2 separate regions of the Homo sapiens genome follow, and region 2 is linked to region 1. A link is a loop called in an ENCODE intact Hi-C map of the cell type or tissue named here. Cell type or tissue: HCT116. All regions are shown on one strand. Links, peaks and the distances in the headings refer to the core of each region. The heading gives the core; the rest is flanking DNA. Region 1 has its middle 70 kb from the start of CNTN1. Region 2 overlaps LRRK2 (leucine rich repeat kinase 2).

Evidence for each region. Hi-C counts contacts between places; a loop is a spot of excess contacts. Peaks named below come from ENCODE experiments on the same cell type or tissue, not always from the same donor. Only the 100,000 strongest peaks of a DNase experiment are listed, where the experiment ranks them.
Region 2: it touches region 1 in a loop (4-fold over the local background); 3 of 110 quality-filtered maps call a loop at or near these places.

Annotation. Positions count from the first base shown.
Region 1 is chr12:40,618,453-40,626,303 of GRCh38, forward strand. No RefSeq gene overlaps it. Among named protein-coding and RNA genes, the nearest start is that of CNTN1, 70 kb to the right of the region's middle. In HCT116, for the core only: a CTCF peak has its summit at 3,976 (motif pointing right); DNase peaks (open chromatin) are centred at 3,697 and 4,009.
Region 2 is chr12:40,331,765-40,339,615 of GRCh38, forward strand. It overlaps LRRK2 (leucine rich repeat kinase 2), which reads left to right. Exons shown (of 51, transcript NM_198578.4): 40 at 3,203-3,393. Among named protein-coding and RNA genes, the nearest start is that of MUC19, 58 kb to the right of the region's middle. In HCT116, for the core only: a CTCF peak has its summit at 4,969 (motif pointing right); no DNase peak of the experiment used is centred there.

The sequences.
Region 1 (7,851 bases), core at 1,399-6,398:
TTTTCAGAAAATATAAATATCCATAGAATATCTATATCTATAGATATAGATATATAATATGTGGAGATAAATAGATACTATGTGGATACATATATATATATATATCCTATTTTATATATCTCTCTCCTATTTCATATATATATATATATATATATATATATATATATATAACCTCCCCACATAGCATAATGGCATTAATTGAAGCAATGTAAAATAATGAACAGGGTGTACTACTTTCATGTACTTTCATGTATTTATTTTCTTTTTACTAGCAATTTCCTAGTTTTTAAAATGAGCAGACTTCTAAGATTGGAATCTGAGGAATGTCATTTTTTATGAAGCTTTTTCATAACACATTTCTTCACTGAAATCTCTAGGTCACTCAATCTGCTGAAGCAGTCTTAAGCTCTGCTGATCCCAGTCAGAGGCCAGAAGGAACATTTGCTTAAATTCAAAACTCTCTCTGCAATATACCCAGGATTTGGGGTTCACAGAGAAAAAATCCAATAAGCCTAAACTGGCTACTGATAGATTCTGAGACAGGAGTAGGTTAGAGGTCAAACGTGGAAGATGATATTGGGGCTTAGAGACTGATACCCCAGAATATGGTACTTTGACATGGAAAACTGAAGAAGCCTCAAGATCTCTCTGACTCTCCTCCAACTCCTGTCTCTCAATCTCTGTCTCTCCCAATGTGCAGAATAAAAATGTTCTTGAAGTTCCCTTATCTGGCAAAAGTCCGGACCCACCAAAGAAGAAAGCAATTACCTCTGGTCCCTTCCTGAGTTTTCATTAACTGAACTCCTTTGGCCAGAATGAAGATGAAAGTCTCAACACACCTGCACACATTTGCAAACTACTGCTCTGCAGGTCCAACAGACTTTGTCCCAGGCCCCTGTATGTTTTTTAAGTCTATTGAATTTCCCTAAAAATCCCATACTACCCACCTAAAATCATCCACATTTCCCCATCTCCATTTCTCCTAATAAGAAGGGTATATAAGTATCTGTACCCCATTGTGTGAGTGGGGAATCACTCTGTGATTTTTACCCCATGCACATTAATACATCTGTGTGCTTCTTCTCTTATTAATCTGTCTTTTGTCTGTTGATTTTTAGTGAAACTTCAGAGGGCAAAGGGGACGTTTTCCCATGGCCCCTACAGTGGGATAGAGATCACATTTTGGTATAGAGCTGGGGACTTTAGAAATAATATGAATGGGGTACTATATGGTCACAGTTAGTGGGCTGAGGGAAAAAAACAAAAAAAAACATGTTAAGGCCATCTAACGGGATGATTCTTATAGTCTGGTTTGTCTTGTCTTCTTTTGCTATAGCTTCCCTAGGTGATATTTTCAATAATTGTGGATTAAAGTAATATCTTTATGCTGGTCACTACTAAATTTACATTTCAAGTCCAGATCTTCCTTCTGGGAAGCACTCTCAAAACTTCTTCCTACACAGTATTTTCACAAGGGTGTCTCAAAGGCACAGTCTCCAAAACAGACATCTTTCATTTTCCACCAATTCATCTTTCCGTTTCATTCTTCTTCATCTCAAAAAGTGGCAATACCACCCTCCTGTCAATTGCTCATGATCAAAATGTCTTCCCTTTTCTTTATTCACCTAAGTCCCATTGATTTGACTTTCAAAAGATTTTTGGATCTACTCATTTCTCTGAAAGTCTCCTGTCATCACAAAGTACAAAGTACCAACACCTATTTCCTAGATCATGGTGTTAAATTCCTAATTCACTTTTATAAACTTTCTTTCCTGTCCTCTTACAATACATTGATTGCCAGCAATGACTAAACCGAAAATGTAAATTGCATCATGCCATTATTTTGCTTAAAGCTTCCCAATGTTTACTCATTGAACTCGAAATAAAATCCTAAGTCTTTTCAGTGGCCTAAAGGCCCTGCATTATCTAGGCCTAGCTGCAATTTTCTCTATTCCCACCACGACATACTCCCACTACAGATCTCTAGTATCTCTGGATACTGAGTGTTCCAGCTCTATCCTAGCTCATTGCTTTTGCACATGCTATTGAGAGGTGACAGCGTGCTAGCAGTCCTCACAGCCCTTGCTCGCTCTCGGCGCCTCCTCTGCCTGGGCTCGCACGTTGGCGGCACTTGAGGAGCCCTTCGCCCGCCACTGCACTGTGGGAGCCCCTTTCTGGGCTGGCCAAGGCCAAGGCCCCTCAGCTTGCGGGGAGGTGTGGAGAGAGAGGCACGGGCAGGAACCGGGGCTGCGCGCGAGTTCCGGGTGGGCGTTGGCTCGGCGGACCCCGCACTCGGAGCGGCAGGCCGGCCCCACCGGCCGGGGCAGTGAGGGGCTTAGCACCTGGGCCAGCAGCTGCTGTGCTCAATTTCTCGCTGGGCCTTAGCTGCCTTCTTGCGGGGCAGGGCTCGTGACCTGCAGCGCGCCATGCCTGAGCCTCCTCCCCACTCCGTGGGCTCCTGTGTCGCCCGAGCTTCCCCGACGAGCGCGGCCCCTGCTCCATGGTGCCCAGTCCCATTGACCACCCAAGGGCTGAGGAGTGCGGGCGCACCGCGCGGGACTGGCAGGCAGCTCCACCTGCAGCCCCGGTGAGGGATCCACTGGGTGAAGCCAGCTGGGCTTCTGAGTCTGGTGGGGACATGGAGAACCTTTATGTCTAGCTAAGGGATTGTAAATACACCAATCGGCACTCTGTATCTAGCTCAAGGTTTGTAAACACACCAATCAGCACCCTGTGTCTAGCTCAGAGTTTGTGAATGCACCAATCAACACTTCGTATCTAGCTAATCTGGGGGGGATGTGCAGAACCTTTGTGTCTAGCTCAGGGATTGTAAAGGCACCAATCAGCACCCTGTCAAAACAGACCACTGGGCTCTACCAATCAGCAGGATGTGGGTAGGGCCAGATAAGAGAATAAAAGCAGGCTGCCCTAGCCAGCAGTGGCAACCCGTTGGGGTCCCTTCCACACTGTGGAAGCTTTGTTCTTTCGCTCTTTGCAATAAATCCTGCTGCTGCTCACTCTTTGGGTCCACACTGCCATTATGAGCTGTAACACCATGAAGGTCTGCAGCTTCACTCCTGAATCCAAGGAGACCAGGGACCCACCGGGAGGAATGAACAACTCCAGACGCCCGCCTTAGGAGCTGTAACACTCACTGAGAAGGTCCGCAGCTTCACTCCTGAGCCAGCGAGACCACGAACCCACCAGAAGGAAGAAACTCCCAACACATCCGAACATCAGAAGGAACAAACTCCAGATGCGCCACCTTAAGAGCTGTAACACTCACTGCGAGGGTCCACAGCTTCATTCTTGAAGTCACTGAGACCGGACACACTCTCTCTTCTGTCTAAAATGCACTCATCTCAATTTTTTTCCGTGACTAGCTCATTATCTTCTTTTTAGGTCTCAACTGCAGTGCTACATCATCATGAGGCCTTCCATGACCACTGACCCTTGCTCTCTTCAAAACTATTATTAAAGTTTGCAACTGCTTATTTATCTATCTCATTTATTTGTCTGTCAGTCACCCTCACTACAATGCAAGCTGCATAACTCCTTTGTTTACTACATTATCCCAGCCGTCTGTTAAATTAATGAGTTGATGAATAGTCAAGGAGCGTATTTTGTTAATACAAGGAAGCAATTTGAGAAGATGGACCAGAAGAAGCCTCTCTGGTCAGAGGGAGTTTCCAAGGAGTTTTGGGTTTCCAATCAAGATTCCCAGTCAGCCCTGCCTTATGTCAAAGGAGTTTGTTAACATCCCTCGTATTGTGAATCCTACTGTATTTCCACCTCCTAGTTGTTAAGTAGGGGAACCGTTGAGCATTTCAAGAATTGTAGTGACCAGAGAAGCCTTATCCCAGATGGAGCAATTTCTCTTGGGTTCTCAAAACTGCTTAACTCTTGGTTTTACTGGCCTATTTTCTTCACAGAGACTTAAAAGTGGGACCTCAAGAGATAGTCTGATGGCAAAAAGGGCTGCCACCAGATGGCAGCAAAGAGTTGTCTTCTTGCATGGTTACTTTTAAATCTTGCCCCTATTTAGAGGTATTAAAATATGATTGTTTCTGAAATACACTTACATCATCAATGACTTTCCCATTTGGCATTTGTATCTGTTTATTTCAAACACTTCCAGTTCATAGATTCAATGGGAAAATTCCACTAGATAAAGGGATATCTTCAGAAAAGAAAAAACTCAAATTGGAAATTTTTTGAATGAAAAATGATAGGGCTGGGCTTTGTGGCTCATGACTGTAATACCAGCACTTTGGGAGGCAGAGATGGGAGAATCGCTTGAAGCCAAGAATTCGAGGACAGCCTGGCCAACATGGCAAGACCCCTTTCTCTACAAAAACAAAAAACATTTAGCCAGGCATGGTGGCATGCACCTTTGGTCCCAGCTACTTGAGAGGCTGAGGTGGAAGGATCGCTTGAGCCCAGGAGTTTGAGGCTGCAGTGAACCATGATCAGGCCACTGCACTCCAGCCTGGGCAACAGAGCGAGAACTTGTCTCAAAGAAAAAAAAAAGGCTTTTCTTTCCTAGAAAATTACTTAACTTTAACCTTAGAATCTTACAATCAACATAGAATGTATGTAATTTGAGTTATGATGAAGACTTTTATGTTTGAAAATGAATTAATTCACTTGACACCAACTGACTAAAAAAAAAATAAGAAATATAAGGAAAGGTATGTGCTGCTGTATCAGGTGCTCTCAATAGTGATGCACTAACACCTGTGTAGTTTTATTAATCATTGGGATCATTTTGCTATCCTGTTGGAATTGAACTACTTAGGCTGGCATAAAAGCCTTTAACATTCTACATTTGAATTAGCGTCACTAACTCACTACAATCACTTCCCCCTCCATTATCTACTCTAGTCATGATAAACTCCCCACTTCCCAAACACTTCAATCACATCAGTGCCTTTGCTCATGCCAATCCCAGGTCTATGAGTAATCCAGCAGCTCTTTTGAGTTGAAAAATATCTATTTATTTTTCAAGAACCATCGCAAATGTAACTCCTTCTGGAGGCTTTTCTGCCTTTCATTCTCTTTCACACAGAAAGACCCTCTTCTTTGAGTTTCTATATGTCACCTCATGCAATCATTCATCCAGTAAATAACTATTAGATAATTCACCATGCATTATATCTAATGTGCTGAGTAAATAACAAGCACATCACTGCTATCATAGACTATAGAAGGATAAGGAGAAATTAAATGAAGAGTTATTGTATGTTGAATGCTATAAAGATCTATAGGACATATATCTTTTACATGTGATAGAGGATTTCCTGAATGCTAAAACAGATCTAAAGAATGAATAGAAGCCATCTAGACAAAGAGAGGGGAGGCAGAAATTCTAGGTAGAAAAAAAAAGAACATGTGAAAAACCACTCAGAAGATGGTATCTATTAATTCAAGGAATCACTAGTTCAGTGTGGTGGAGCAGAGAGAGTAAGGGGAAGGACACTCAAATGAGGGTGGAGAGTTAGGAAGGGGAGTGGATAGTTCAGACTCTTTAAAGCCTTATTGAGGATGCTGGACTCTACCCAACAGTAGGGAAAAGTCAGCAGCAGCTTTTAAGAAGAGTGATAAAATAATCAGATGTGGATTTGATCCATTACTGTAACCCTAAAATAGAGAATGGATTGGAGAAGAGCACAAGTAGGTTTGAGGAAGTGTAGGGAGGTTATCGGAATAGTCTCAGCAAGTGCTTTTGATAGATTGGACTAGGGCTGTAACCATGGGGATGGAGAGAAGTAGATTGATTTGAATGTTATTAAAGAGGCAACATTGCTGGACTTGGTGATTGGTTGTGGGGAATAAGGGAGAAGAAGGAATCAAGTGGGCTCTAAGGTTTCTAGATTGAGCCACCGTATATAGATGATTGTGCTATTTCCAGGGGTGATTTGATTTTTATATTACTGATTAATATTTAGAGTTACATGGCTCCTTTGTTTAATGTGCTCAAGACGTATATAATAAGAATAAATGTCATGTTATTTCAAAACTAGGATATCAAACTTATAAAATTCATGTTTAAAATAATTTCTGGAATTCTAAAGAAATACAAGTTGTAAAAAAAAAAAATGTCGGCCGGGCGCGGTGGCTCACGCCTGTAATCCCAGCACTTTGGGAGGCCGAGGCGGGCAGATCACAAGGTCAGGAGATCGAGACCATCCTGGCGAACACGGTGAAAGCCCGTCTCTACTCAAAAAAAAAAAAACAAAAAAAACAAAAAACTTAGCCAGGCTTGGTGGTGGGCGCCTGTAGTTCCATCTACTCAGGAGGCTGAGGCAGGAGAATGGCGTGAACCTGGGAGGTGGAGCTTGCAGTGAGCCGAGATTGCGCCACTGCACTCCAGCCTGGGTGACAGAGCAAGACTCTGTCAAAAAAAAAAAAAAAAAAGTCATAATAATGAAGAGACATATCAGACTAGGACACCTGCAGTAATAATTACTCCTACTGCTATCAAATTCTGCCTATGTTTGCTGCTTAAAGGAAGCTTTTGCCCTTTCCTCTCTGTTTTCTGATCCTAGTAAGATTCACATCCTCCTGCATTTTACATATGTAATGCTTTAGAAATTAAAAATAGAATCTGCAAGCTGCAGAAATTCTAATTGAACATTTTAATAACTTCTTTTCTTTGGATTAATCAACTTTCCAAAGCATGAGCTATTTTTAGCATCAGTTACACTTCTACCTTTGTGCCCAATTCTAATTCTCTTCACATCACAGAGGATCTCTTTACAGCACTCTCTTTGAAATCAATCAGCGCTTTCAGGAGTTATGCAGTGGAGGATGAGAATTGGGTCATGGCGGACATTCTCCCTCACATAAGGCTGAATTCTTTCACTTCCAGGTGCAAAGACAGAGTTAGATAATTACCAGTTAAAGAGCAAAAAGAAGACCATTAGAGTAAACCCTTCCTTACCCCCCACCCCGCCAAAAAAAACAAAAAAAAAACACACAAAAAAAACAAAAACTTACCTTGGTAATGCTATTTCAGATTGGTCACGTTGTTGTTCTGTTTCCAGAATTTTAACTTCACCAAGAAACAAATTACACTGAATAAATTTGCTATTAAAATTCCTGGTCTGCAAAATGGGAAGCAATATCTAATGCAACCTCCTCATACCCAACTTAACACTTAGATTCCTGGGAAGATCCTGAAAAGACCAGGAGGCAATCTACTGCCTGACAGATAATCTACTTGCAGGAACTTTAGACATTTCTATTAATTGTATGTTTGATGGAATTTGGAGTAAGGTAACAATAGTGATTTGCCCTCCCCCTTCCTTTTTAAGAGGAAGAGAGTCAACACACTACCTGAAAGAAGGTTGTGAGATCTTTCATCCTTCCCCCACTGCCAATCTGTTCATTAGAGTTTCAGGTTCTATATTAGTCCATTTGTGTTGCTATAAAGGAATACCTGAGACTGGGTAATTTATAGGGGAAAAAGTTATTCGGCTCATGATTCTGATTGGCTGGAAGAGTAGTCATCTGGTGAGGGCCTCAGGCTGCTTCCACTCATGGTGGAAGGGGAAGGGGGTCTGGCAGATGTGGAAATCACGGAGATGCCAGGATCTTCTTAACAACCAGATATCCTGGGAACTGAAAGAGTGGGAACTCACTCACTTCCCCATCCAGGGAGGGTATTTATCTCTTCACAACGGATCCACCCCCATGACCCAAACACCTCCCATTAGGCCCCACCTCCAACATTGGGGATCAAATTTCAACACAAGATTTGGAGGAGACAAACATCCAAACTATAATGCATATCGACCAGAAAAGAGGAAAATCATGTCTTTTCTTCATTCATATTGATTTTGAAGTTGT
Region 2 (7,851 bases), core at 1,942-6,941, 290 kb before region 1:
TGAGTTTATCAGATAAATTATGTTCACTTTTCATCCATAAAAAAAGTCATGGGAGGTACTCACCATAGGATTGGTTTAATCCAGTCACTCTGGCCAATTTTCTTTAAAATTCCTTTAACCTTGGTATATTGGTTTAATTCCTTCAGAATGGCTTTTCCCATTGTGATAAACTGGTTCCAGGCTTCACGAGTACTTATTCCAAGTACAGAAGGAAAGAGGGTACCTCTTTTGAGTACTTGTATTTCAAAGGAATCAAATGGCCTACATAATAACCCATTAAATAAATAGATGTCTCTCAGCCCCAGTGAGTCATCTGTGCTTTTCTCAACAAGCACTATGTTCAGGGCAATGCTTTGTGCTAATTGGCTTTAGGCCTTTGTTACCAAACTGATCACTGTGGCCCTGAGGGTGCTGTTACTTAGAATATTCCCACCTTTTCTGAGAGGCTGATGTTGGGGTCACTTCCCCCTGAACTAAAGTCCAGGGGCTGCATGGGTGAGGGTTGAGTAACTCAGTACTCTAAGGAGGAAAGGAAGGGGAATATACACTGTTAGTTAACAGTGGTTATTCCTGTATTCTCTCTTGTTTGGATTCTACTGGGGATTTCTTTCTTTTTTTGAGTCTTTATTGACATTAGGAATGAGAGATAGAAACAGGGTGAGAGAGGAAGTAAAATTAAATGTGAATTCTTCCATCTTATACCAGAACTCAACTGTATTTTTGGAATCTATATATCCTTACTTTTCCCTTGATTTATTACAAAAAATTCTTAGTGGCTACACTAAGTAAATTTTGTAACCTTTAAAAAATACATAGTTATAATATTTTAAGTACTCTGAGTAATAGAAGATTTCATGTGAGTACAAAATATCCTGGGGGCATTTTAATTATTAGTAACAACAGTCACACTGTAGTTCTAGAACCAAATTGAACATTTTATATATAGAAGCTTATCTGTGAATCAAATCTGACATAATCTCTTTTAATGTGTAGGTAATTTCTTATATAAATTGATTTTTTGGCCTTGCTGTCAGCATGCATTTCAAATTTTACACCATGTGTTTGGGGAGCTATGGTGGAAATTAGTACATTAAAAATGTCTACAGAGCCAATTAGTGTATAAGCAGGGAGGCAAACTAAGGGAATGGTGGAAGAAATTAAAAAAAAAGGGGTGTGCATAATGTGCTTCTTCTCTTAAAAAAAAAAAAAGAAAAAGACAACAACAAAAAGAAAGAAAAATGACATTTGACGGTCATTCTACCAGTAGTCATGGGGCAGATCTATATTATACTGTACTATTACGCTGTTTTTTCTTTGCAATTAGTGAGTTGCTTTTCCAGGATAGAAAATTTGGATTAGACCTCTGTCTGTGCCTATGAAAACAAGCAGAGCTAACTTAACTCCTTCTCATCAGTTCTAACCAACTGACATGGGCATTAAAAAAAAGATTTTATCTACTAAGCAAATATGATCACAGTCTGAAGCTTTGTTCTTGGAAAATCCCCTCTCAGGGTGTTCAGCCTTTCTTCTTCAGCTTGCAGAATTCTCCATGTTTCAGTTTCCTGATAAATCAGTGGGCGCCGCTACTCCACATCTTTGAAGCTGGTTGTTAAGAAGCAGTGCTTCTGCAGCAATCACAGTTTAAAGCATGAATCAATTTAACATCACACAAGCTATACATTTCAACAGAGTTACAGTTTCAGAGTAAAGTGCAATATACAGTATAAAGCGAATCTGGAATTCAAGCCCAACAATGTCATAAAAGAGGCTGTGAAGTCTCACATGATGTGGGCCACAGAGAGGGTTGTTGCCATTGGATCTTAGCTCAAATACTACCACATCTTCGGAGTGGCCTGCCATGGGCCACCCTTACTAAGGCAATCCCTCTGTCCAAGCCAAAATGATATCTCGGACTTTTTTTGAATTGCAGAGAGATTGTTGCAGCCAGGGATTGCCTTAGTAAGGGTGGCCCATGGCGGGCCTCTCTGAGGATGTGGTAATATTTGAGATAAGATCTGAATGGCAAGACTTCAGCCATGTGAAGGGTGGAGGGATTTCTAGGGAAAGGGGTCAGCACAGGCAAAGACCCTATGATGGGAAGAAGCTGGGCACAGCTTGGGATTGAATGAATGCCAATGTGGCTGAAGGGTGGTGATTGAAGAGGAGGGGGAGACGAGAAGGTCTGGAAGGCCTGGGGCATGATCAGATCAGGTGCTGAGGCCGTGGAAGTAGATGGGATTTTCATCTAAGGGAAATGGGAAGTCATTAGAGAGTTTTCAGGAGGGGATGATATGTATTTTTTTAAAATTGAGCATTATCCTCGGTAAACTTTTGTAGTCGTTAAACCAGAGATTATAAGCAGGTTTTACCTCATATGCCAGTTGCAGCTGATTAGTAGTGGCTATAGAGAATCCTGGGCTGAGAAGGATACTGTGGCTAACCAGAATTCAGTAGATGAGTTTGACGTGGCCTGTTAGTATGACTACACTGTGTGCACTGTTTCTGCATTAAATGTCTGATAAAAACAGAGCCAAAGGAAAAATAGAACTTAAAAATTTAATTCTGACAGTACAGTTGACCCTTGAAAAACATAAAGGTTGGGGTGCTGACCCCTTGTGCAGTCACAAATTTGCATATAACTTTTGACCTCCCCAAAAAACTGAACCACTGATAGCCCACTGTTGACTGGAAGCTTTACTGATAACATAAACACTTGATTAACACATGTTTTATATGTTATCTGTATTATATACTCCATTCTTACCATAAAGCAAGCTAGAGAAAAGAGTATTTTATTTAAAAAATCATAATGAAGAGAAATATATTTAATCTTCGTTAAGTAGAAGTGGATCATTATAAAGGTCTTCACCCTCATCATCTTCACATTGAGTGGGCTGAGGAGGGGGAGGTAGAGGAAAGGTTGGTCTTGCTGTCTCAAGAGTGGCAGAGGTGGAAGAAAATTTATGTATATGTGGACTCATGCACTTCAATCCCATGTTGTCCATAGGTCAACTGTAGTTTCAAAACCAGCTTTTTATTACTGAAAATACGGGAAAAAAAACTCAGAGAAGAAATGGAAAGTTTGCTATGATCCAGTCATACAGAGAAATCCATGTTCAGCCTGTTGATGCACTTTAAAGAAGGAGATACGTGGGTAAAACCTGATGTTGAATTACTCTTACATGATTTTGGACTTTTGCAGGAGCTTGTGGTGCTTTGCCACCTCCACCACCCCAGTTTGATATCTTTGCTGGCAGCTGGGATTCGTCCCCGGATGTTGGTGATGGAGTTAGCCTCCAAGGGTTCCTTGGATCGCCTGCTTCAGCAGGACAAAGCCAGCCTCACTAGAACCCTACAGCACAGGATTGCACTCCACGTAGCTGATGGTTTGAGGTAAGTAGGTCATGTTGTTTTCTATTCAGTGCATGACAAGTGTGATCCAGACTTGCTCTCAGGTTCTGAGAACACTTCCCAGTAACACTGTGCCCCAGTAACAATTTATAAACAATTTGGATGAAAACTACCATTTCCCTGATCAAATTTTGTAATTTCAGAAAATAAGAGTATGGAAACCATGCAGAACCTCATAGCAAGTAGTAATAGACTTTGAACCCACAAGTTCTGCTCTAGAACCCATCATCTTAACCCTGTACTGATCTGCCTTCTATAAAAATGTATAAGTTAGGCTTCACAGTATCAAAGTAAGTGTCAATTACATGATTCCAATGAGGAAAGATGAGTCCATACTTCTCAAGGGGACTAGAGTGATTCATGTTGGATTCTTCGGCATGACCATCTCACATGTCTCAGAGGCACACCTAACCCTGCATCCAGAGCAAGCTTTGGAGAGGGAGCACACTGGAGTGGAAAGGCTGTGGTCTTTGAAGACAAAAGGCCTGGGATTCATCACTATTCCACACATTTAGTAACTGTGATTTTATATCTCTGATTCCCATTTTTTAAATAGTCTGTGAACCATGACTAATATTTAATGCATAAAATTATGATGACTTCTGTAATAATTGGAGACATTCCAGATGAAACTCTTGATGTCCCCTCTGCCATTGCTCCCCAACCCCAGTCACCCTGTTACACCTGAGAGTCACCTTACATTCCTTTCTTCCTCTCTCATTTCACAGCTAATCCTTCAGCAAATCTTTTCAGCTCTGCCACCAAAATATATCTTAATGCTTCTAACAATTTCTCTCACTAACGTCTAAATCTGAGCCAGTATCATCTCTCATTGCCTACTGGTCCCCTGCTTCTACCTCTGTCTCATGATAGTCCCATTCCTCACCCAGCCTCTGGAGTGATTTTTCTAACATGAAAGTTGGATCAGGACTTGTTCCTGTTATTACCCCTCCCCTGCCTTATTTCTTGGGTACAGTGCTCAGCCACTCCCATCCCTGAGGTTCCTTGCAGATACCAGAGGCTTTATATCTGCTGTTGATTTCACTCAGGAATGTCTGACTCCCAGATGTGCTCTCTACTTATTATAAAGGATTATCTGAATCTTTCTGAATCCTTTCATTTAGGACTCTCAGCAGAGAGGATGTCCGCAACGACCCTTTGTCTCTCCAGCCCCTATAGGACTATTGCTGCCTAGGATTCTTTATGTTTTCATTTTTTAAAAACTTATTTATTGTCTGTCTTGCCATCAGAATCTAAGTACCATGAAAGAAGGGACTTTTCGTCTTGTTTGCCATTGTATCTCTAGCTCCTAAAATAGTAAGCCTTCAGAATTACTGTGTTGACAGTAGGGGAAGGGGGAGAAAGGAGGAAAGAAGGAAAACAGTGCCTGGGGCATAGAAGCCAAGCAGTGTATGCAACTTTCCTTCTCTTCTTTCTCTTCTGAAATGCTATGAATATGCCTTTTAGGTAGTATCCAGAAATGTTCCTTCCTGAAAGGGTCCAGAAACTACTGAAAACTGTACAGATTATGAAATGAAACAGGGTGCAGGGATTTGGATTTGAGTTGATGTTTCTGCTTTTGAACACCAGGGGGAATCTTGGGTTACATTAATCTAGGTAAAGTGCAGAATAGTCTCCTGTATTTCAGTGCCCTCTTTCCTTCATTTAACTAACTCTAGGTTCTAGTTTTTCCCTAATTCTTCCACAAATCCCCAAAGTGTTTATTTATAAAGTGAAGAATTGCTATTTTTTAACACTGTTCGAAACACCTTATCTCTAAAATGACTTATTCTAGTTCTCTGAAACCTTACTTTAAATAACAAATCCAGCAGTTTCTGATGAAGTAAATGAAATGTCAGCATATTTTAAAATAATTTGCCTAATTTGTTCTTAGCATAATGCCAGAAAAGCTTTCTGGATTTTGTATCACAAAAGGCTAGTAGATTTCAGTAGCTATCAATCTTCTACCAGCACTAAGTATATTTTAAAAACTCAGCATTAAGGTTTATTTTTCCAAGTATGTTTCAGCACAGGAAATAAAATCATGCTCCTTTGGAGTCCCTTAAATGCTGGAGCTGTTTAGAGTGACATACAAGAACTTTCTTCACGTTACATGCTCTCTCTTCCTCCATCTTGCTTTTAACTGTTAGCTTACTTCTCCAATTCAATCCACTTCGTTTGAACTCTTTATCATAATTCTATAAAACTTATGAAAATACAGTCAACTGCATTTTCTGTATGTTTCTGTGTTTCAATATCTTCAAAATGGAATGTACTGCCTTGGTACATCACCCACTATGAATCTGTTATTTCTGTTATATCCCACAGTTGCCAGGCCAGGATACTTGTCCCATCCAGGCCAAACACCTTCCCCCGAAAGCAAGTATGCATTTGTCCACCAGGTCCTTGACTCTATTTTACATTATCTTTTTAGTCAATTCATTTATTTTTATGCCACTCCTGCTGTCTTGGTTCAGTATGTCCAGGGAATTATCAGAATTTCTTTTCTAAAATAAAAATCTGTTTATGCTTGCAATTCCTTGACAGTTCTCAATTATCTGCAAAGTGCATCCAAACTTCTTGGCATAGCATCAAAGATCTTTCTGTATGCCTCTTGCTTCCCTTTGCGGCCCCTGCCACCCCACTGCCCACACTGCATTCTAGCCGTGATGACAGGCTTGAATTTTCAGTTATGCTCATGTCTGTCCATCATTGTATTTGTTATTCCTCTCTTTCCACCAAGTTGTCTGCCTAGAGAGCTCATTTTCCTTAAGAATTTCTTCACAAACCATCTCTACTATGAAGCTCAAGTGTGTCATGAAGTGTTAGCTTCTCCAACTTGTGTTTCTTGCAGACACTCTGTGCAAGACATTGACTTAGGTGCTAAAGAGGGAAAGCTAGATATTATATTGTTCTTGAGGTTGAAAGCTTACAGTCTAGTAGGAGAGTCAACTTTGCTGTCTTTACCTCAGTGTTTTTCTCCCTCTGTGCTTCCCTAGCACGTGGTACTTACATATTTCTGGAATCTTGATTAAACACCTGTTTGAGGACTGTCTGAGCACAATCCTTCTGGATTGTGACACCCTCAAGGGAGCAGAGATACAAAGATGGCTTTGTATACTAAATGACTGGCCCTCATAGATACCTAGTACATATTTGTCAAATAAATGAATGCATTCTATTTTTGGAATAATTCTATTCAGAATCAGATAAAGTTTACTTTAAGCTATGAAGAAAGAAGTCTCTTAGCAACTCTTACAATAATCACAATCAAAGAATGACTGTTTAACTTAATATAAACCAGTTTGTTTTAATAAAATATTTGACAATAGTCATGGTTACACAATGCATAAATTATGGCTAAATTATTATCAGGAAGGAAAAATCTTTACTTATTATTTCAAAAGCTATTTTGCTAGTCTATTAAAAGCTATTAGAACTGCACTTCTTAAGATTAAATTCTATAATTGAACATTTTAACTAACCAAGATATTATCTCTTTGCCACTGACATTATTTCAAATTAAGCTTAACTATTTCTTTTTAGCCTTTGGAAAGTATTCTGAAAGAGTCTGTGTTCTATAAATATACTTAAAGAGGCATGTCTTATAAAGGATTTGGATACTATTCAATGATGTATGACTTGGCTTTAGCTTTTTTATTCTTAATCTCTCAGCTTTTCTCTTCAGCAGGGGAAGAGTACCTAATGGCCTTTCAGTAATCCCTTGGTAAATTTTTCTTTCAAGCCCATTACTTACTGTGAAGGTCAACTTCATTAGTGTATTTATCTTATTTTTTTCAGCCCAAAATAGGTATATTGAAATGAATGGGCCTAATGTCAAATGTCCCGACTACATCCTGGAAGAGAGAGAATCTTCAGCTGTATTAGTTGATGCAGTTAAATAATATGTACTCTCCAGGCCCTCATACAATTGAAAGTTCAGGGTATCGTTGCTGCTCTGCTTCTAATCCTTCCAGAAGTGATTGGTGCTAGGTGATGGAGTAACTATTAATTGATATAATGTGAGCCAAAACCAACAGTCACGAATAAGCAAAGGATTTAAATTTAACTCCATTAAGTCTTGTGAGAAATTATTTTCAACATAGGTTATAACATACCTGTGACATCACATGAAATGCTGTAGTCAATTTGACATCATGGGGCAGAGAAGACAGAGTTGGAAATCAGAATTTTATAGACATCTAATGTGATAATAACATTAGTAGCTGAGATGCGGTAAGCTCTTTGACCATGTTTCCAGAATGGATAAGACCTGGTTGAGATGAAAACTTTACACTGTTTTTTTATATTAACTATCTTTTACTCTTTGCCTGAAATGTCCAACTCTAGTTGCTCGTGATTGCGTGGGTCAGTCTCCAGAAGGTTGGACTTTAATATTACCCGTCATCTTTTCCAAGACAAAATTGTATTCATTCTAAC